Regions from separate parts of the Homo sapiens genome. Here region 2 is linked to region 1. Evidence: read pairs that join two places in POLR2A ChIA-PET (ENCODE). Cell type or tissue: K562. All regions are shown on one strand. Links, peaks and the distances in the headings refer to the core of each region. The heading gives the core; the rest is flanking DNA. Region 1 has its middle 7.6 kb from the start of ZNF425. Region 2 holds the start of GHET1 (gastric carcinoma proliferation enhancing transcript 1).

Region 1 (11,336 bases), core at 2,917-6,916:
CGCCCAGCTAATCTTTGTATTTTTAGTGGAGACGGAGTTTCACCATGTTGGCCAGGATGGTCTCGAACTCCTGACGTCATGATGTGCCCGCCTCAGCCTCCCAAAGTGCTGGGATTACAGGTGTGAGCCACCGCGCCCGGCACATCATTAGATTTAATACTTTAAGTTACATTTGGAATTTAGAATACCTAAATTTAAAAGTAGGTATTCACACAGTAACAATAGACCAGGTACACTGGTTTATGCCTATAATCCCAGCACTTTAGGAGGCCCAGATGAGAGAATCACTTGAGCCTAGGAGTCTAAGACCAGCTTAGCAACATTGTGAGACCCCATCTTTACAAAAAAAATTAAAACTTAAAAAAAAAAAATTGGCTGGGCGCAGTGGCTTGTGCCTATAATCCCAGCACTTTAGGAGGCCGAGGTGGGCGGATCACGAGGAGGTCAAGAAATCAAGACCATCTGGTCAACATGGTGAAGCCCCGTCTCTACTAAAAATCCAAAATTAGCTGGGCGTGGTGGCGTGCTCCTGTAGTCCCAGCTACTCTGGAGGCTGAGGCAGGAGAATTGCTGGAACCTGGGAGGCAGAGGTTGCAGTGAGTCAAGATGCGTCACTGTACTCCAGCCTGGTGACAGAACAAGACTCCGTCTCAAAAAAAAAAAAAATTAGCTGGGCATAGTGGCATGCACCTGTAGTCCCAGCTACTCAGGAGGCTGAGATGAGAGGATCAATTGAACCCCAGAGGTTGAGGCTGCAGTGAGCACATTTATTATTACTTTTCTGTGCTTTGCAGAATATTTGAAATATACAGGGTTGTATAAAGACAAAGGCCACATATAATCATACAATCCAGAGACAATCACTCGAAGCATTTTGGTTCTTATCTTTGTGAGCTTCTTTTATATAAATATATATATGTATACACACACACAATATTTATTTATTTTCTTAATACAGTTGAAACTGTAAATACTGTTTTTTGATTTGTTTTGTTTTGTTTTTGAGATGGAGTTTCACTGTGTCACCCAGGCTGGAGTGCAGTGGCACGATCTCGGCTCATTGCAACCTCTGCCTCCTGGATTGTAGCGATTCTCCTGCCTTAGCTTCCTGAGAGTAGCTGGATACAGGCGTGCACCACCACGCCCAGATAATTTTTGTATTTTTAGTAGAGATGGTATTTCGCCATGTTGTCCAGGCTGGTCTCGAACTCCTGATCTCAGGTGATCCACCCACCTCGGCCTCCCAAAGTGCTGGAATTACAGGCGTGAGCCACTGCACCCAGCCATAAATACTGTTTTGAAACCTGCCTTTGTTATTTAATATACTTGAATATCTTGCATAGCATTAAATTTTTTTCTTTTTTTTTTTCTTTTTTTTTTTGAGACAGAGTTTCGCTCTTATTGCCTAGGCTGGAGTGCAATGGCCTGATCTCAGCTCATCACAACCTCTGCCTCCCGGGTTCAAGCTATTCTCCTGCCTCAGCCTCCCGAGTAGCTGGGATCACAGGCGTGCGCCACCATGCGCAACTAATTTTTTGTATTTTTAGTAGAGATGGGGTTTCTCTATATTGGTCAGGGTGGTCTTGAACTCCCGACCTCAGGTGATCCGCCCGCCTCGGCCTTCCAAAGTGCTGGGATTGCAGGCGTGAGCCACTGCGCCCAGCCAAATATTTTTCGAAAACATAAATTTAATGTCTACATATTTCATCTTATGGATGCTTCCGACTTATTTATACGTTTAGGTTCCAGTTTTTCACAACTAAATACATGTAAGTGATTGTGCTTGCCCATAAATGCAGAAAAATGATTTGACAAAACAAATATTCACATTTACTCACAATAAAAACTCTCACAAAACTAGGGATGAAAGGGAATTAGCACAACATGATAAAAAGTATCTACATGCCAGGCACAGTGGCTCACGCCTGTAATCCCAACAGTTTGGGAGGCCAAGGCAGGTGGATCACGAGGTCAGGAGTTCAAGACCAGCCTGACCAATATGGTGAAAACCCGTCTCTACTAAAAATACAAAAATTAGCCGGACATGGTGGTGCACGCATGTTATCCCAGCTACTCAGGAGGCTGAGGCGGGAGAATTGCTTGAACCAGGGAGGCAGAGGTTGCAGTGAGCCGAGATCACGCCACTGCACTCCAGCCTGCAGGAAAGAGCAAGACTCTGTGTTAAAAGAAAAGTATGCAGTTAACGTCATACTCAACAGTGAGACTAAATGGCTTCCCCTCAGATTGAGAAAGGCAAGGATGTCTACTCTCAACACTCCTCCAAAGCTACAGTAATCATGAGCATGTCATATTGGGGAAGGGATAGACACATGGATCAATAAAACAAGAATCTAAAAATAAACCCACACAAATTTGGACGACTGACTTTTTACAGAGGTGTAAGAGCAATTCAATGGGCCGGGCATGGTGGCTCACACCTGTAATCCCAGCACTTTGGGAGGCTGAGGTGGGAGGATCACCTGAGGTCAGGAGTTCAAGACCAGCTTGGCTAACATGGTGAAACCCCGTCTCTGCTAAAAATACAAAAATTAGCCAGGCATGCTGGTGGGTGCCTGTAATCCCAGCTACTTGGGAGGCTGAGGCAAGAGAATCACTTGAACCCAGAAAGTGAAGGTTGTGGTGAGCCCAGACCATGCCATTGCACTCCATCCTGGGCCACAAGAGCAAAACTCGGTCTCAAAAAAAAAAAAAAAAGGCCCAGCGCGGTGGCTCACGCCTGTAATCGCAGCATTTTGGGAGGCCAAGGCAGGTGGATCACGAGGTCAGGAGATCGAGACCAGCCTGGCCAACACAGTGAAATCCTGTCTCTACTAAAAATATTAAAAAATTAGCTGGGTGTGGTGGCGGGCGCCTGTAATCCCAGCTACATGGGAGGCTGAGACAGGAGAATCCCTTGAACCCAGGAGGCAGAGGTTGCAGTAAGCCTAGATCATGCCACTGCACTCCAACCTGGGTGACAGTGTAAGACTCCATCTCAAAAAAGAAAAAAAAAGCACTTAAATGAAGATAGAAAAAGTTTTTCAACAAATTGTGTCTCAACTATTGGACTTTCATATGCAAAAAAATGAACCTGAACCCAACTCTTACACTTTTTACACAAAGTAAATAAAAACAGATAACAGATATAAATTTAAACTGGGAAGTGAGGAGCACCTCTGCCCGGCCGCCAACCCGTCTGGGAAGTGAGGCGCACCTCTGCCTGGCAGCTGCACTGTCTAAAAAGTGAGGAGTGCCTCTGCTCGGCCGCCCCACAGTCTGGGAAGTGAGGAGCGCCTCTGCCTGGCCGCTCTGCAACCCTCTAAGTGTGAGGTGGCAGCCTTGAGTGTGATTTTTACGCCCTCCCCAAGTTTGCATTTTTGACATTAAATTTTACTTTTAAATTAAAAGCTTTAAATAGGGGAATATAAATAAACATATAAATAAATAAATAAATAAATTTAAAACATAAAACTAGGAAATTTCTAGAACAAAACCAAATATTTATGACCTTGAATTAGGCAGAGTTCTTACACATGATACCAAAACCCCAATCCACAAAAAGCAACAAAGTACAAATTGGACTTAATCAAAATTAAAGCTTTATTATTATTATTATTGTTATTAGTTTTTGGAGACGTAGTCTCCGTCTCCCAGGCTGGAGTGCAATGGCATGATCTTGGCTCACTGCAACGTCCGCCTCCTGGGGTCAAGTGATTCTCATGCTCAGCCTCTTGAGTAGCTGGGACTACAGGCGCGCACCACCATGCCCAGCTAATTTTTGAATTTTTAGTGGAGACTGGGATTCACCATGTTGGCCAGGCTGATCTTCAACTATTGCTTACCTCAAGTGATCTGTCTGCTTCAGCCTCCCAAAGTGCTGGGATTACAGGTGTGAGCTACCGCACCCGGACTATTATTATTATTCTAATAGTTTTTGGGGAACAGGTAGTGTTTAGCGACATGGATAAGTTCTCCAGGTGTGATATCTGGGATTTGGTGCATCCATCACTCAAGCAGTGTACGCAGCAGCATCCAGTGTGTAGTCTTCTATCCCTCACCCCTGCTCCCAGTCTTCCCAAGTCCCCATAGTCCACTATATCATTCTTATGACTTTGCGTCCTCATAGCTTAGCTCCCACTTAAAATTAAAGCTTTCTTTTTTTCTTTCTTTCTTTTTTTTTTTTTTTTTTTTTTGAGACAGAGTCTTGCTCTGTCACCCAGGCTGGAGTGCAGTGGCGCGATCTCGGCACACTGCAAGCTCCACCTCCCAGGTTCATGCCATTCTCCTGCCTCAGCCTACTAAGTAGCTGGGACTACGGGCACCTGCCACGACGCCCGGCTATTTTTTTGGTATTTTTAGTAGAGACGGGGTTTCACCGTGTTGGCCAGGATAAAATATTTACTAATCATATATCCAACAAAGGACTTACATTCAGAATAAATTAAGAACTGTCAAAACTGAATAAGAAAATAAACCACTTTCAAATGCCTGCCTTCTTCAACTAGGCTTTGTTAATGTGGTTATTGCAATCAGCATTATCTCTAACAGTCTTTAACATAATAAATGAGGTCAGGTGGTAATCCCAGCATTTTGGGAGGCCGAGCTGGGCAGGTCACCTGAGCCCAGGGATTCCAGACCAGCCTGGCCAACATGATGAAACCCCTTCTCTACTAAAAATACAAAAATTAGCTGGGCGTGGTGGTGTGTGCCTGTAGTCCCAGCTGCTTGGGAGGCTGAGGCATGAGAATTGCTTGAACCAGGGAGGCAGAGGTTGCGGTGAGCCAAGATTGCGCCACTGCATTCCCGCCTGGGCGACAGAGCCAGACTCTGTCCAAAAACATAAAAATAAAAGTGCTGAAGGAAAAAAAACAGCCTGGGCAACAGAGTGAGACTCCATCTCTAAACAAATAATAAATGATTAGGTGTTACTCTTTTACCTATTATCTAATGTCTAGTTAATATATCTTTAAAAGTACTCAGAGTTGAAAAAATAAACTTTAAGTTGTACAGAGAGATCATTAAGAATATAATGGATGGGATGCTGTGGCTCACATCTGTAGTCCCCAAACTTTGAAAGGCTGAGGTGGGAGCATCTTGAGCCCAGAGGGTGGAGGCTGCAGTGAGCTATTATCACACCACTGCACTCCAGCCTGGGCAACAGAATGAGATCTCATATCAAAAAGACAAAAACGGGCTGAGCGTGGTGGCTCACACCTGTAATCCTAGCACTTTGGGAGGCCGGTGGGGAGGGGGGTTGGATTACCTGACATCAGGAGTTCAAGACCAGCCTGGCCAACATGGTGAAACCCCGTCTCTACTAAAAATCCAAAAAAAACAAAAAAACAAAAAAATTAGCTGGGCGTGGTGGCGGGTGCCTGTAATCCCAGCTACTTGGGAGGCTGAGGCAGGAGAATTGCTTGAACCTGGGAGGCAGAGGTTGCAGTGAGCCGAGATCACACCATTGCACTCCACCCTGGGCAACAAGAGCGAAACTCCGTCTCAAAAAAAAAAAAAAAAAGACAAAAACAGCATGGCCAAGCACGGTGGCTCATGCCTGTAATCCCAGCACTTTGGGAAGCCAAGGCGGGCAGATCACCTGAGGTCAGGAGTTCGAGATCAGCCTGACCAACATGGAGAAACTCCGTCTCTACTAAAAATACAAAATTAGCCGGGCACAGTGGCGCATGCCTGTAATCCCAGCTACTCGGGAGGCTGAGGCAGGAGAATCGCTTGAACGCAGGAGGCAGAGGTTGCGGTGAGCCGAGATCATACCATTGTACTCCAGCTTGCACAAGGGCAAAACTCCGTCTCAAAAAAACAAAAAAAAAAAATCTGAAGGTCACAAAAAACAAATATATATATACATATATATGTGTGTATATATATATACACACATATATATGTATATATATATATATATATATATATTTAAAAAACACAAAAATAACCAAAAGCCAGGTGCAGTGGCTCACCCCTGTAATCCCAGAACTTTGGGAAGCTGGGGCAGGCAGATCACTTTGTCAAAAGCCTTTGAACTGTAGCAACTTCATCTTGAATAGGGGCTGGGTAAAATGAGGCTGGGCTGCATTCCCAGATGGTTAAGGCATTCTAAATCACAGGAAGAGATAGGAAGTCAGCACAACATACAGGTCATAAAGACCATGCTGATGGCCTGGCACAGTGGCTCATGCCTATAATCCCAGCACTTTGGGAGGCTGGGGTGGGCAGATCACTTGAGCCCTGGAGTTCCAGACCAGCCTAGCCAACATGGTGAAACCCTATCTCTACTAAAAATACAAAAGTTATCTGGGTGTGGTGGCAAGCCTATAATCCCAGCTACTTGGAAGGCTAAGGCAGGAGAATCGCCTGAACCAATGAGGCGGAAGTTGCAGTGATCCAAGATTGTGCCACTGCACTCCACCCTGGGCTACAGGGTGAAACTCTATCAAGAAAAAAAAAAAAAGCCTTACTGATAAAACAGGTTGCACTAAAGAAGCCAGCCTAAAACCTACCAAAACCAAGATGGCAATCAGAGTGACCTCTGGTTGTCCTCACCGCTGATATAGGAGTTAAAAAGAAATTATTTAGGCAGATAGTGAGGGTAAGGAAGTCATCGGTAAAGCTTTCCTTTTAATAAAAAGCAGCCCCAAAATCATTTTACTTTCTAACAAGGAGCCTGTAAAAATGAGCTGCAGACATACACAAGCAAGCGGAAGCTTGCACAGGTGAATGCTGGCAGTTGTGTCAATCAGAAAAGGCTACCAGAGACTAGGTGTGTTTAAAATGGCGGCTCCATCTTCTGTTTTTCTTTCCATCTTCTGTTTTTCTTTCCAACCACTTGTGCAGTAGGGAGCACACAACATGGCACTGGCCCAGTGGAAAGCTCATTTGCATTAAGTAGATTAGGGTGGGTGGCCAGCTTCCTCTCATGCTATGTAGACGTCCCACCTGGTCCAACCCATCTCTGGGCCCCTGGTAAATCAGACACCGCCTCCTCAAGCCTGCCTATAAAATCCGGTGCACTCCACTGAGGTCTAGAGGTCCCATACGGGTGCCTCTCTCTCTCGAAAGAGAGAAAGCTGTTCTCTAGGCCGGGCGGGGTGGCTAATGCCTGTATTCCCAGCGCTTTGGGAGGCTGAAGTGGGCAGATCACATGAGGTCAGGAGTTCGAGACCAGCCTGACAAACATGGAGAAACCCCATATCTACTAAAAATACAAAATTAGCAGGGCGTGGTGGCACATGCCTGTAATCTCAGCTACTCGGGAGGCTGAGGCAGGAGAATCAGTTGAACCTGGGAGGTGGAGGTTGCAGTGAGCCAAGATCACAGCATTGCACTACAGCCTGGGGGACAGAGCAAGACTCTGTCTCAAAAAAAAAAAAAAAAAAGAGAGAGAGAATATAAGGAAGTCGGTGGAGTAATAAATTGATATAACCTCTTCTGAGCAACTTAGTAGTGTATCGATTATAAATAAGTAGACCTTTTGATCAAGCAATATTTTTCTAGGAACGTATTCTATAAATATATTTGCAAATGTAAGATTCATCAAAAGCAATACTTGATGCTTTTTGACTATAAACTAAAATTTGACTATAAACAAAACGTCTAGTAGAGGACTGGATGAATAAATTGTGGTAAATTGGTATGCTGCGTAGCTATCAAAGAAGGTGTGAACATATTTAAAATGTCTAAAACTGTTTAAAAGTGTCAAAAGCAAAGAATTTTCCACTAGGATAATAGACTAAGCTAAAACAGGAAACCCTCCCCGCTACTTCAAATTCAATAGAAATGCTAAGTAAAATATATATTTTTAAATGTTTCCAAAGCTGGATTATGGCTGGGGCTTATTACATTGTTCTGCATATGTTTTTTGTTTGTTTGTTTTGTTTTGTTTTTGAGGCAGAGTCTCACTCTTGTTGCCCAGGCTGGAGTGCAGTGGCCCGATCTTGGCTCACTGCAACCAACGCCTCCAAGGTTTAAGCAATTCTCCTGCCTCAGCCTCCCGAGTAGCTGGGACTACAGGCGTCCGCCACCACACCCAGCTAATTTCTGTATTTGTAGTAGAGATGGGGTTTCACCGTATTGGCCAGGATTGTCTCAATCTCCTGATCTCGTGATCCATCAGCCTCTGCCTCCCAAATTGCTGGGATTACAGGTGTGAGCCACCACACCCAGCCTGTTCTAATATGTTAAAAGAATTGCCCATAGTAAAATCTTTCCTTAATAAAAAGTCCATATTTATCAACCTGAGAAAAATGCAATTGAAAAATGGACAAGGAGCAAGAACAAAAACTTAACTAGAAGTTGGCAATTTAGCACGTAATAAGAATTTTTTGTATCATTAGCAACTAGGGAAATCCAAATAAAAACTACATTGAGATACCCCTACACTGAAACAGACCCAATTGCCCTATAGAACTGATGTTTATGGTTTCTTTGAATAAACACAGTAACTGATCCTTTTAGTCTTAAAACTTGAGACAGTTACATTTGTCTTATCTGAGTTCCTTTCTCAGGAAAGCAACCATCAGGCCTCCCAGATAGTATTAACCAGTTGAAACTCACAGGATCACTGAATTTGGACAATGAAAGTCAGACCCCTCACCCATCATGATTGCCTAACCCACCACCTGCTTCCTGTTGACCAAACCCTCTTCCTTACCCCTAACCAATTCATGTTTTTCCACATATGGTTACATTTCCTCCCAGCAATAGAAGCCGCTCATTTTAGCCTGTCAGGGAGATGGATTTGAGACTGATCTCCCATCTCCCATCTCCCATCTCCTCAGCAGTAACACCCAATTAAAGCCTTCTTCGTTGGCAACACTTGTTGTTGTCATGATTGGCTTTCTGAGCCACAAACAGCAGCACCTAGACCAAACCCCTGGTGTTTCAGCAACACCACCATTGATTAGAATGTCTAACGGTTTTTTTAAATGCTAAAAATACCAAATAAAGAACGTGGGCCAACTGAACTCTCATGCGTTCACAAGGGGAACACATAATAGTACAGTCACTCTTAAAAATGGTTTGCTAGTTCCTTGTAAAATTAAATATACATATTTACCGTGACTCAGCAGTCCCACTCCTGGGTATCTACCTTAAAGAAATAAAAATTTATTTTCACACAAAAACCTGTATGCAAATGTTTATAGCAGCTCTATTCAGAATTCCAAAACTTGGAAAAGGCTGGGCACAGTTGCTCATTCCTGTCATCCCAGCACTTTGGGAGGCCAAGGCAGGCGGATCACTTGAGGTTAGGAGTTTGAAACCAGCCTGGCCAACATGGTGAAACCCCTTCTCTACTAAAAATACAAAAATTAGCCAGGTGGGGTGGTGTGCACCTGTAATCCCACCTACTCAGGAGGCTGAGGTGGGGGAGTCGCTTGAACCCCAGAGGTGGAGGTTGCAGTGAGCCGAGATCATGCCACTGCACTCCAGCCTGGGCAACAGAGTGAGACTCCATCTCAAAAATAAATAAATAGGCCGGGTGCAGTGGCTCATGCCTGTAATCTCAGTACTTTGGGAGGCTGAGGCAGGCAGATCACCTGAGGTTGGGAGTTCGAGACCAGCCTGACCAACATGGAGAAACCCCGTCTCTACCAAAAATACAAAATAGCCAGGCGTGGTGGCACATGCCTGTAATCCCAGTTACTAGGGAGGCTGAGGCAGGAGAATCGCTTGAACCTGGGAGGCGGAGGTTGCGGTGAGCTGAGATTACTCCATTGCACTCCAGACTGGGCAACAAGAGCAAAACTCCATCTCAAAAAATAAATAAATAAATAAACAAATAAGTATAAAAAATAATAAAACGGAAAAAATACAAATATCCTTCAATGGATAAATACTCTTCAGTATATCATAACATGGAATACTATCAGCAATTAAAATAAAACTGTTGTAGGCCAGGCGCAGTGGCTCATGCCTGTAATCCCAGCGCTTTGGGAGGCCGAGGTGGGTGGATCACCTGAGGTCAGGAGTTGGAGAACAGCCTGACCAATATGGTGAAACCCTGTGTCTACTAGAAATATAAAAATTACCTGGGTGTGGTGGGATGCACCTGTAGTCCCAGCTACTCGGGAGGCTGAAACAGGAGAATCATTTGAACCTGGGAGGTGGAGGTTGCAGTGAGCCAAGATCGAGCCACTGCACTCTAGCCTGGGCAACAGAGCAAGACTCCGTCTCAAAAAAATAACAATAAAAAATAAATAAAATAAACTGTTTTCACACACAATGATATGGATACCAACTAAATTGTGACCTTTTTTCCTTTCTTGTCCAAATTTCTAACTAAGGGACATAGGAAATCATGCCCTACAAACTATAAAAATCTCACCAGAAGGGTTTTATTTAACCCTATATAACCGCTTAGTTTCCAACCTGACTCTGGCATAACATTGCATGACAAAGAAGGAAATCAAAATATTTTATCCCCAAATATGCTTCTTTGCAGTATATATTATATATTTATATGAAAATATAGGGCCAGGCACAGTGGCTCATGCCTGTAATCCCAGCACTTTGGGAGGCCGAGGTAGGTGGATCACGAGGTCAAGAGTTGAAGACTAGCCTGGCCAACATGGTGAAACCCCATCTCTACTAAGAATACAAAAATTAGCCCAATGTGGTGGCACATACCTGTAATCCCAACTACTTGGGAGGCTGAGGCAGGAGAATCGCTTGAACCTGGGAGGCGGAGGTTGCAGTGAGCCAAGATCACACCACTCTACTCCAGCCTAGGCAACAGAGCAAGACTACGTCTGGAAAAAACCCAACAAACAAACAATATATATATATATATAATTTTATTTTATTTTATTTTATTTTTTTGAGACAGAGTCTCCCTCTGTCTTCCTCTCTCACCCAGGCTGTAGTGTCAGCACAATCTGTGCTCACTGCAACCTTCGCCTCCCAGGCTCAAGTAATCCTCCCACCTCTGCCTCCCAAATAGCTGAGATTAACGTCTTTGCCACTGTGCTGACAAAATCTTGTATTTTCTGTAGAGATGGGGTTTCGCCATGTTGCCCAGGCTGGTCTTCAACTCCTGTGCTCAGGCAATCCTACTGCCTCAGCCTCCCAAAGTGCTGGGATTACAGACGTGAGCTACTGCGCCCGGCCAGAGAATCTAGCACCTTTTAAAGGTTTAAATAGGAAATTTTTGCCATCTAAAGACAGTCACTATGAGACATCCTAAGAATCTTGGTCTCCACAACCCCTTATCTTAACCCAGACACTCCTTTCTATGAACCTGGTCTTCAGATAGCCAATTGCCAATCAGAAAATCGCTGAATCCGCCTGTGACCTGTAAGCACCGCTTGGAGTTGTCCCGCCTTTCC
Region 2 (11,336 bases), core at 4,407-8,406, 150 kb after region 1:
CCCTATGAGTGAGACCGCCTTTCCATGGGTGCCCCAGGAGCCTCGCTGGCACAGCCCCACGATGCCAAGGTGCAAGCCACCACGCCAGGGTAATTTTTGTATTTTTAGTAGAGATGGGATTTTGCCATGTTGGCCAGGCTGGTCTCGAGCTACTGACCTCGGGTGATCTGCCTGCCTCAGCCTCCCAAAGTGCTGGGGTTATAGGTGTGAGCCACCGCACCCGGCCAAGATTTTCAACATTACCTCCATTGTCTACTGAAGGTAACATTCAGAAGCAACTCCACATCACCCACACCAGCCTCAAGCCTTTGCATCGAGTCCTACCTGGGTCAGCCGGTGGATGTGGCCCTGGCCCTGGCCTCCTGGGAAGAAGCAGCTCCATGTGCTGCACTGCGTGCCTGCTGCAGTTGATCAGGAGAGCAAGTCCAAGGGTCAAGGCAGCATGAACCTCAGCAGATGGCCCCAAAGCCCCTTCGGGCTCCTCTGCAGGGCTGACCACAAGGGCTATGGGACCACCCTCCCTGACCCCACTGTGCCCGGGGAGGTGTTGCGCCAGTGGAGTGGGGTGAAAGGGATGCAGAGGGGAATGGCGGAGACCACACTGGTCCTGGAATCAGAGACTCCTTGAGACCCCATCTGCCATCACTTAGCTTACTAACTGGGCAAACCTCCCAGCCTCATTTTTCTCAAACGGAAAACAAGAAAAAATATCACCAGTCCTACTCACTTCACAAGACCGTCAAGAGGACCAGATCAAATGGGATACTATTAGTTGAAAGCATTTTAAAGAACTGGGGTGGGGGCCAGGCATGGTGGCTCATGCCTGTAATCCCAGCACTTTGGGAGGCTGAGGCAAATGGATCATTTGAGGTCAGGAGTTCGAGACCAGCCTAACCAACATGGTGAAACCCCATCTCTACTAAAAATACAAAAAATTAGCTGGGCATAGTGGCATATGCCTGTAGTCCCAGCTACTCGGGAGGCTGAGGCAGGAGAATCACTTGAACCCAGGAGGCAGAGGTTGCAGTGAGCTGAGATCGCGCCACTGCACTCCAGCCTGGGCGACAGGGCGAGACTCCGTCTCAAAAACAAAGAAACAAAAACAAAAAACTGGGGTGGAATTCACATAACATAAAATTAACCATTTTTAAGGGTACAGTTCAGGGGCGTTTAGTACATTCTCGCTGTTGTACAAAACTAGTTCCAAAACATTAATAGCCCCAAAGGAAATCCTGTAGCCATTAAACAGTCATGCCCTCCAGCGCCTGGCAGTCACCAATCTTCATTCTGTCTCTATGGATTTGCCTATTCTGAACATTTCATATAAATGGAATCCTACAATATGCGACCTTTTATGTCTGGCTTCTTTCACTTAGAATAATGTTTTCAAGGCTCACCCATGTAGGATGTGTCAGAACATCCTTCCCTTTTTTTTTTTTTTTCTTTTGAGACAGAGTTTTGCTCTGTTACCCAGGCTGGAGTGCTGGAGTGCAGTGGCGCGATCTCGGCTCACTGCAAGCTCTGCCTCCTGGGTTCACGCCATTCTCCTGCCTCAGCCTCCCGAGTAGCTGGGACTACCGGTGCCCGCCACCACACCTGGCTAATTTTTTGTATTTTTAGTAGAGACAGGGTTTCACTGTCTTAGCCAGGATGGTCTCAATCTCCTGACCTCGTGATTCACCTGCCTTGGCCTCCCAAAGTGCTGGGATTACAGGCGTGAGCCACCGCACCCGGCCTCGTCCTTCCTTTTAATGGATGGATAGCATTCCATTATACACGCGTACCCCCGTCGTTTATCCATTCTTGCTTCAGCGGACACTTGGGTTGTTTCCACATTTTGGCTATTGTGAATAGTGCTGCTGTGAACATTTGTGCTCAGACTTGTGTGTGGACATGTTTTCTGCCCCTTGGGGTATATACTTAGGAGTGGAAATTTGGGGTCATATGGTAGTTCTGTATTTAACTTTTTGAGGAACCACCAAACTGTTAGTTGAAAGCATTTTTGCAAAGTCAAGAATCACTCACCTGGAGGAAGTGTGTGTCACCATCTTGCTCACCTTGCCCTGGGCAGTTCTTCTTTGTTGACGTCTTTTTTAAAATATGGGACCCCAAACTGACCCCTGGGCCCTGGGTTCCACCCAGTGAGAACAGACTTCAGGGACAATGACAGCCTTCTGTGAAACTACACAAGTATTTGCATTTTTACTGTGTGGGATTCTCTTATCTGGTACTTGGTCAGATTTGTTGTTTTTTAACTGAAAAGGGAAACTTCAGCTCTGATAATTTATGTCTGTTACCTTGTTAGTTTATGTCTGTTTCTTGTTAGCTTGTGTCCAGTCAGCCAGGAAAAATGATTCTGAACCCTGAGAGCTAACATTCTTTTTTAAAAAATTTTTTTTTGAAATGGAGGCTCTCTCTGTCTCTCAGGCTGGAGTGCAGTGGCGTGATGTTGGCTCACTGCATCCTCTGCCTCCCGGGTTCAAGCAATTCTCCTACCTCAGCCTCCCGAGTAGCTGGGATTACAGGCATGCACCATCACACACAGCTACTTTTAGTATTTTTAGTAGAGACAGTTTTGCCATGTTGGCCAGGCTGGTCTTGAACTCCTGCCCTAGGTGATCTGCCCGCCTTGGCCTCCCAAAGTGCAGGGATTACAGGCGTGAGCCACCGTACCCAGCCTTTAATTTTTTAAAAGCTTCTATTTCCATAGATTTTGGGGGAACAGGTGGTATTTGGTTACATGAGTAAGTTCTTTTTTTTTTTTTTTTTTTTTTTTTTTTTTTTGAGACAGAGTCTTGCTCTGTCGCCCAGGCTGGAGCGCAGTGGTGCGATGTTGGCTCACTGCAAGCTCCGCCTCCCAGGTTCACATCATTCTTCTGCCTCAGCCTCCCGAGTAGCTGGGACTACAGGCATGTGCCACTATGCCCGGCTAATTTTGTATTTTTAGTAGAGGCGGGGTTTCTCCATGTTTGTCCGGCTGGTCTCAAACTCCCGACCTCATGTGATCTGCACACCTCGGCCTCCCAAAGCACTGGGAATACAGGTGTGAGCCACCCCACCCGGCCCAGAGAACAGCTTTGTCTCTTTCGAGAGAGAGGTGCACCCAAATGGGACCTCCAGACCTCAGTGGAGTGCACCGGATTTTATAGGCAGGCTTGAGGAGGCGGTGTCTGATTTACCAGGGACCCAAAGATGGGTTGGACCAGGTGTGACATCTACATAGCATGAGAGGAAGCTGGGACTACAGGCACCCACCGCCATGCCCGGCTAATTTTTTTTTTGTATTTTTAGTAGAGACGGGGTTTTGCCATGTTAGCCAGGATGGTCTCGATCTCCTGACCTCGTGATCCGCCTGCCTCGGCCTCCCAAAGTGCTGAGACTACAGGCGTGAGCTACTGCGCCCGGCCATGAGTATGTTCTTTAGTGGTGATTTGTGAGATTTCGGTGTGCACCCATCACCAGAGCAATATACACTGAAATCAATTTTTAGCCTTTTAATCCTCATCCCCTTCCTACCCTTTCCCCCACAAAGTCCCAAAGTCCATTGTATCATTTTTATGCCTTGGCATCCTCAGAGCTTATTTCCCACTATAAGTGAGAACATACAATGTTTGGTTTTCCATTCCTGAGTTACTTCACTTAGAATAATAGTCTCCAATCTCATCCAGGTTGCGGCAAATGCCATTAATTCACTCCTTTTTATGGCTGAGTAGTATTCCATTGTATATATATGCCACAGTTTCTTTTTTCTTTTTTTTCTTTCTTTTTTTTTTTTTTTTTTTTTTTTTTTTTTTTTTTTTTTTGAGACAGAGTCTTGCTCTGTTGCCAGGCTGGAGTACAGTGGTGTGATCTTGGCTCACTGCAACCTTCGCCTCCCAGGTTCAAGCGATTCTCCTGCCTCAGCCTCTTAAGTAGCTGAGACTACAGGTGCACGCCACCACACTCGGCTAATTTTTGTATTTTTAGTAGAGACAGGCTTTGACCATGTTGGCCAGGATGGTCTCAAACTCTTGACCTCGTGATCCGCCTGCCTCAGCCTCCCAAAGTGCTGGGATTACAGGCGTGAGCCACGGCGCCCAGCCCTATGCCACAGTTTCTCTATCCATTTGTTGGTTGATGGGCATTTGGGCTGGTTCCATATTTTTGCAATTGCGAATTGTGCTGCTACAAACATGCATGTGCAAGCATCTTTTTCATATAATGACTTTTTTTTTCCCCTCTGGGTAGATATCCAGTAGTGGGATTGCTGGATCAAATGGTAGATCTACTTTTAGTTCTTTAAGGAATCTCCACACTGTTTTCCATAGTGGTTGTACTACTTTACATTCCCACCAGCAGTGTAGAAGTGTTCGCTTTTCACCATATCAACACCAACATCTATTATTTTTTTGATTTTTTTTTTATTATGGCCATTCTTGCAGGAGTAATGTGGTATTGCATTGTGGTTTTGATTTGCATTTCCCTGATCATTAGTGATATTGAGCACTTTTTCATATGTTTGTTGGCCATTTGTATATCTTCTTTTGAGAATTGTCTATTCATGTCCTTAGGCCAGTTTTTGATGGGATTGTTTTTTTCTTGCTAATTTGAGTTCCTCGTAGATTCTGGATGTTAGTCCTTTGTCGGATGTATAGATTGGGAAGATTTTCTCCCACTCTGTGGGTTGTCTGTTTACTCTGCTTACTGTTCCTTTTGCCGTGCAAAAGGACAGCTAACATTCTTATAGTTTCTTTTTTTAATGTGCCAGTAAACTCTATGTGGCTTCTCAGTTAATCTTCCCAACACCCTATAAGATAGATACTTCGATTATGACCATTTTCTAGATGGAGAAACTGAGGCTCAAGCAAGGTAAGTGACTTGACCAGAGATAGCTAGCTAGTAGCTGGTGAAAACTAGGACTCAAGCTGAGATAATGTGGCTGCAGCCCGTGCTGTTCATCTCTAATGCCTGCCGGATTCTCACTGCATATCATGACACCTATTGGGGCATCAGTCAATTTGATTAGTCAGCTTCAGTGTCTTCATTTGTGGGGTTGTTGGAAACAGATGAGACAGGATCTGGCTGAGAAACAGCCCCAGAAACCTCCTCTCCCAGAATGGCACCAACCCCCCTTCCCTGCCTCTGAGCCTGGCCACTGGGTGGACTTCCAGTCCACATAGTAGACTAGATCACCCCCAGTGCATGCAAAGGCAGAGTGAAAGGTATAAACAACTTAGTCAAATCAAGCTGTACAATGAAAAACAAAAGGAAATAAAACTATTCTGGCGCACACCTTTTTCTTATTAATTTCAAGTTGGCTGCCAATGTTTACCTGCTTTGTTCTTAAAATAATCCATTCTAGAATTTTGCTAGAGAGCAACATCGTTTAGAGATTGTCATTTATGAAACTCTCACTCTCATTTTCCCCTCTTTTGAAATTAGGACAACATCTACCCATGTCTAGTTTTCTGGGGTTATTCATTCTCCTCAATGGCATTCATTCATTCATTCACTCAACACATTTACATAGCACCTGCTGTGTCCCAGATACTGTGCTAGGTACCAGAAGGAGTCAAACATAGTCAATGATTCTGCTTTTCCATTGGCTTGGGGCATCCAGGAACACATTTTCTCAGGCTTGGAGATGTGAACTCCAATGGGCAGCTGCCTGCCCTTCCCCTCCCCTTGCCTGCACCTTTACAGTAAGGTCTACTCGCCGCTGCAGCAGGAAGATCCTCCATTAGGAGTAAAACAGAGCTGTGAATTCGGCTGCCCCAGGAACAGCCCGATCCTTGTTGCTCCAGACACATCCCTACTGTCTTTTTGCTGTTCTTTGCTTTCGGCATGAGTTTCAGGTCTTTCAGAGCTTTGCCTCTGACACTTTCACAGAAATCTTTTCCACCCGCCTTTTCTTAGTCATCTTTACTTCGGACTTCCTGCTTCTGCCTTTTGTCCCTGTAGATTCTGAAGTCCTCAGGAACAATCCAAGATCTTCTGGTGTTTCAGATGCTTCCCCTTCACGTTCCTTAGGTGGTGGTTTCTGTTCTATCAGTTGGGGTTTAAGGAGGAGGCAGGGATCTTGGGCAGTGGGAGAAGCACCTCTGTAGGGAGCTGACTGCCAAGATGGGAAAGTGTCAGCCTCCAGGTAGTGGCGCTTGCTGGGATTTACCGACGCTGGAAGCACAGACTTTATCTGTAGGGCTCACAGTTTCCTCCAGGTCCCACAGAGCTGTCCGGAGGGTCACACAGCAAACAGATAAAGGAGGCCAGCGCAGATTGGGCGGCTCTCTGGTACCTTGCGGTGGCTGAGCCACTCAAGACAAACCGGGGGAAAGACGCCCTGATGACGAAATGCTAATTTTGCATATCTCTTTCCCAGGATGCTTAGCAACACGTCTGATTCTTGTTATTCAGTACGTTTTTCCAGCTATTGATAAATAGATGTGCCAGGGAATTCTTAGAGTATATATATATCATTAATATTGTAAATATAGTCATCAGTAAACTGAAACCAGAATATCACTGTAAGGGGAAAATGAACAAATTTGGGGGCTTTAAATAGTTCAAACAGTAGGAGGACTTATTGGCTGGTCCGAAGGTAGTGAGTTATCTCAATTGATTGTTCACAGTCAGTTACAGATCGAACTCCTTGTTCTACTCTTTCCCCCCTTCTCACTACTGCACTTGACTAGTCTTTTACGAGAGTTTCCACTCTCCTGGCATCCCTCGTTTCTTGTTTTCATCTCAATTTTAAAATGTTGAAAGTCAGCATCATTAAATAAAGCATGGAATACAGGGGGAAAACGAAGTACTATTCTTTTCTTCCAGAAACAAACAGTAAATTTGGGAAAACCCATCACAGACAAGAAGGAAAAAGAAAACAAAAATCAAATAAATAGTAATAGATACTACGGACCAATTATTGGTAAAGATGGTATAGTATGTCCTAAGAGATCAAAGACAGGAAATGGGATGAGGGTGAATAGGGGTTTTTCTTTTTCTTGTACTTTTTCTTTTCTTTTCTTTCTTTTTTTTTTTTTTTTTTTTTTTTTTTGAGACAGGCTGGAGTCTCTGTCACCCAGGCTGGAGTGCAGTGGTGTGATCTCGGCTCACTGCAACCTCCGCCTCGTGGGTCCAAGCGATTATCTTGCCTTAGCCTCCTGAGTAGCTGGGACTATAGGCGCGCGCCACCACGCCTGGCTAATTTTTCTATTTTTGTAAAGACCGAAGTTTCGCCATGTTGGCCAGGCTGGTCTTGAACTCCTAACCTCAAGTGATCCTCCTGCCTCAACCTCCCAAAGTGCTGGGATTACAGGCGTGAGCCACCGCGCACGGCCAGGATTTTTTTAATGTTTTAATATCAGTAGGATTAAGGACTGGTATTTGATGATACAACACTCAATGGACAAAATTAAGAGGCATTTCAAAGTCGACAATCCAGTTAAGTTTTGAAGCTAAGAGATGTGAACATTTTCAGAGAGAAAGTATTTTGGAGGAAGACAAACCAAGTCCAAGAGTTTGAAAATAGAGAAGGCGGAAGAGGGCAGAGTACATTGCGGGATGCTCACCACGTGAGGCACCAGAGCCACTTTCTAATCCTGGTTCAGCCCTTAGGTTCTTATGTAGCCTTTAGAAAGCCACGCAGCTGCCTCCTCATCAGAAACAAAGGGTCATTACACTGATCTTCCTTCCCTCTTCGCTACATGGAAGTATACATTCCTAACAGCCTCGAGGCAAAGTGTTGTTTGATGAGATTGTGGTGGTGTTGCAGTACAGTGTGACTGCCACAAATGTGTATACAACAAAAGAATATTTAAATTTTTCTTATAGGTGAAAGTAACCCAAGGCACCTTGAGGGCACATGTGGGTTTCCCAAGAGCTTCCCTGTGGGGTTTTTTGTTTTTTTTTTTTCTTTCTGAGACGGAGTTTCGCTCTTGTTCCCCAGGCTGGAGCACAATGGCGCGATCTCGGCTCACTGCAACCTCCGCTTCCCAGGTTCAAGCGATTCTCCTGCCTCAGCCTCCCGAGTAGCTGGGATTACAGGCATGTGCCACCACGCCCAGCTAATTTTTTGTATTTTAGTGGAGACGGGGTTCCTCCATGTTGGTCAGGCTGGTCTCGAACTCCCGACCTCAGGTGGTCCGCCAACCTCGGGCTCCAAAGTGCTGGGAATACAGGCAAAAACCACCACACCCGGCCTTGAATTGTAATTCTCAGGTGTTGAGGGGGAACCTGGTGAGAGGTAACTGAATCAGGAAGTCAAGACTTAAGGGTCTCCTCAATCTAAGTCCCGAGGCTTTTCCCGTACAGCTAGCTTGCTGCTTCTTCAATAATAGATATGCCTTAATTACAGTGATTGTTCAAGCCAACTGATGTTGCTATGATCACGTACCAGCTATGAACACAGGACTGTCACTGTATCTCAGGAATAATGGCAATTAAATGATATTGCAAGAGAGTAACAGTCTATTGGCCATAGTCACCATTTGATATTTGCAAAGGAATACATTTGTATTGTGTTTTATAAGGTACAGGGTATTTTCATATGACCTATTTCATTTAATATTCTTTGCAGTCCAGTTAAATTAGTATGACAGACATTATCATTTTACAAATGAAGAAACTGAGGTTCTGAGAGAGATCACATAAGCAGCCGAGAGTCAGCCACTGAGTTCATTGCTTGCAGAGCCAGAATAACCTTTCTTCCCCAAAAGTATTCTCTCTGCTACCCCGCAAAGAAAAACCAGCAATCAAACAATGTCAACAAAGCCATGAAACCAATTGCTGTACTATTCCAGTCAGTGGAAACATTGCTAAAAACTAAAAGATAGATGGATGGATAGTTAGGAGGGAGGGAGAGAGAGAGAAAAAAGTATGTAGTTGATGGTGGAATAACTGTTAATATGGACACTACGAAACTAACACGAGAGCAGAGTCAATTTCTCTGACTTTAGGTTGATTTCATTCCACAGATATGAGACTGCACAATTCTATCAGTCTTGATGACATATGTATCCTATCTCCAGAAACTTCCTAACCAGATAATATCTGCAAAGCAATAATGAATGCCCAGTGCAACTATAAGGCCAGCTCAGAGTAATATGATAACTTGAGGAAGAAAAGAGTTTGGCATTAGTTCTTTCCTAAGACGTATTTGAATAAGATAGGATTGTCAGATAAAATACAGGATGCCTGGTCAAATTTGAACAATAGTGTAAATAGATTTTTAGCATAAGTATGTCCCAAATATTGCACACTATATCCTACTGTCATTGCACAGACAGTAGTTTGAAGCCAAAATAATTTTGATTTGCAAAAGCGCGGCATTTGCGAAGAGAAAGGGGATATTTTCCAATACCAAAATCTTTATGTTTTACAAGAAAAGCAAAGCTTGGTGGATCCAGGTTTAGAGATAATACCATGAACCATCGTGTCCGAGGTGAGCAGTTTCCCCACCACACAGTAAAGAGGAAAGCTTCGTGTCTGCATCATTTCTAGGTTAACAGCTTGGGATTTTCTTCATCTTTGATCTTGCTAATACTGTATTAACACAGACAAGCTTAAGCACAGATGTGCAAAGTGTTTTACTTTTCAGTGTGAAATAGAATCATGCTATGTACATTACTTTGCAATTTGAAAAGCTTGCTCTCTTACCACTGCACTCTGCGGACCTTTGCCCTCTCCTGGATCCCTCTTCTTCATGCCTGACACCGTGGATAAGGAGGTGCGTGAGACATGGTTCATTCCTTAGGTCACCTAAACCTATGGTTCTCCTTATTCTCAAGGTACAATTCAGAGACGAGGGGACCTCCCTTTTCAACACGGAGCATGCCAGGCTCCTAAAAACACTTAATGTGCTCTGTCCACTAGTCATCTTCACTGGCAAGTAGTGGTGTGCTTAAGAAAAACCTTCAGGCAGGATCTTGGCTGTTCTGTATTGGGGAACAGAAAATGCTTTCCCACCCCAAAACCACAGCAAAAGGCTAGTCAAGTGAAGCAGTGGGAGTGGAGAAGGAACAAAGAAATCTGTAACTGGTTGTGATCAATTAGTTGTAAACACCACTGCACTCGGACCAGCCGAAACACAAAGGCACGCTGCTACTTATATAAGCCTCGAAAGTTCCATCTCTACCATAGTTACGGTGACTATTCACAGGAGCTAAAAAAAAGGAAGAGTATAAATACACCCCAAATAGAAAGCAAATGTTTAAAAAATAAAACTGTTAAACACATAGACTTTGTAAGAAAAAGGTCCTTCTCTCTTCAGTGACATTAAAGGAGCTCGGGCAACCCTGCTCAAAGCATTGTGGGTGATTTGCATGGAAACCCTGCATCAGCCACATCCATCAAAGACTCCCACGGTGCCCCCGGCGGGGCCTCAGTCTCACAGGGCCAGGACGTCTAGAGCGGGAGGGGACGTCCTCTTAAGAAGGAAGAGGCAACCCGCCGCGGGGGTGGGGCCGGGCGGGCGGGGGCCCCTTGGAATTCAGTGGCCCCCCCGGGATCAGGGGTCCCCGCGGTTCGGTGGTCCCGGACCCCACGCAGGGCTGGCGCGGCCCCCCACGCCCGCGCCCCCACCCCCGGTTCCCCGTGGAGGGGGAGCGTGTGTCCTGCGAGGAGCCCTGCAGCCCGGCGTCCCCTCCCCTTTTCCTTCCCAACGACCCTCTTTAAAAATGAATGAATGAATGTATGAATGAATGAAGTCCCAGATTCTGGTGTCACCCACGATGCTTTTCTTGAGCTTTCCAAGGTTTGTTTTGTTTTGTTTGAGCTCTTTAGGAAGCTTTCCTGGCGGTTTCGCCATAGTCCTGCGCTCCTGTTACCAAGTGGTTTTGTTTCAAAGCGGCTGCACTGGGGACCTTGAGCTATTCTGGAAGGAGGTTAGGAACCCCACTCTAAACAGAAAGGGAAACATTCGGTCCGTGGAAGCTAACATTTTAAAATACATAATTAGCAATTATCTTTTTAAAAAGTGACGCCGTGGAGGAATGAGGCGCACAGAGCCTCGGAGAGACTCCCGGGGGCTGAACGCGCACCTGGCTTCTCAGCAGGGGCAGCCTGGGCCCCCAGCCCTGGGCCGCACAGCGGGTCCCAGGAGCTGCCGGGTGGGGCAGGACCCGACACGAAGGGCGAGGGGAGCGCAGCCTCGGGGGTCTTTGCCTTTCCAGGCTCTGCAGTGGGGGCCCGACCCCTTGACCCCCAGAGCGGGTCATTTTGAACAATCCTCTTACTACAAAATTATTTTCAGTAAAACGCATGAAATAATCAGTATGTATCACTGGATTTTGCGATTAGTCCATTAATTTTAAAAGAAGCAATTAACAATTTAAAAAAGAAGATATGTCCATTTTAAAGTT

The links. Peaks named below come from ENCODE experiments on the same cell type or tissue, not always from the same donor. Only the 100,000 strongest peaks of a DNase experiment are listed, where the experiment ranks them.
Region 2: POLR2A ChIA-PET joins it to region 1 with 5 read pairs; 11 of 35 experiments call an interaction of 5 or more read pairs at or near these places.

Annotation. Positions count from the first base shown.
Region 1 is chr7:149,128,247-149,139,582 of GRCh38, reverse strand. It overlaps a transcript of ZNF398 not described here. Among named protein-coding and RNA genes, the nearest start is that of ZNF425, 7.6 kb to the right of the region's middle. In K562, for the core only: no CTCF peak of the experiment used is centred there; no DNase peak of the experiment used is centred there.
Region 2 is chr7:148,982,477-148,993,812 of GRCh38, reverse strand. GHET1 (gastric carcinoma proliferation enhancing transcript 1) reads right to left here and starts at 6,286. Exons shown (of 1, transcript NR_130107.1): 1 at 4,384-6,286. It also overlaps RNY3 and RNY1. RefSeq lists enhancers at 5,940-5,989, 6,310-6,359, 5,927-6,427 and silencers at 6,570-6,639, 10,356-10,455. In K562, for the core only: a CTCF peak has its summit at 7,526; DNase peaks (open chromatin) are centred at 6,292, 6,572, 7,562, 8,202 and 1 weaker place; H3K4me3 peaks cover 2,789 bases.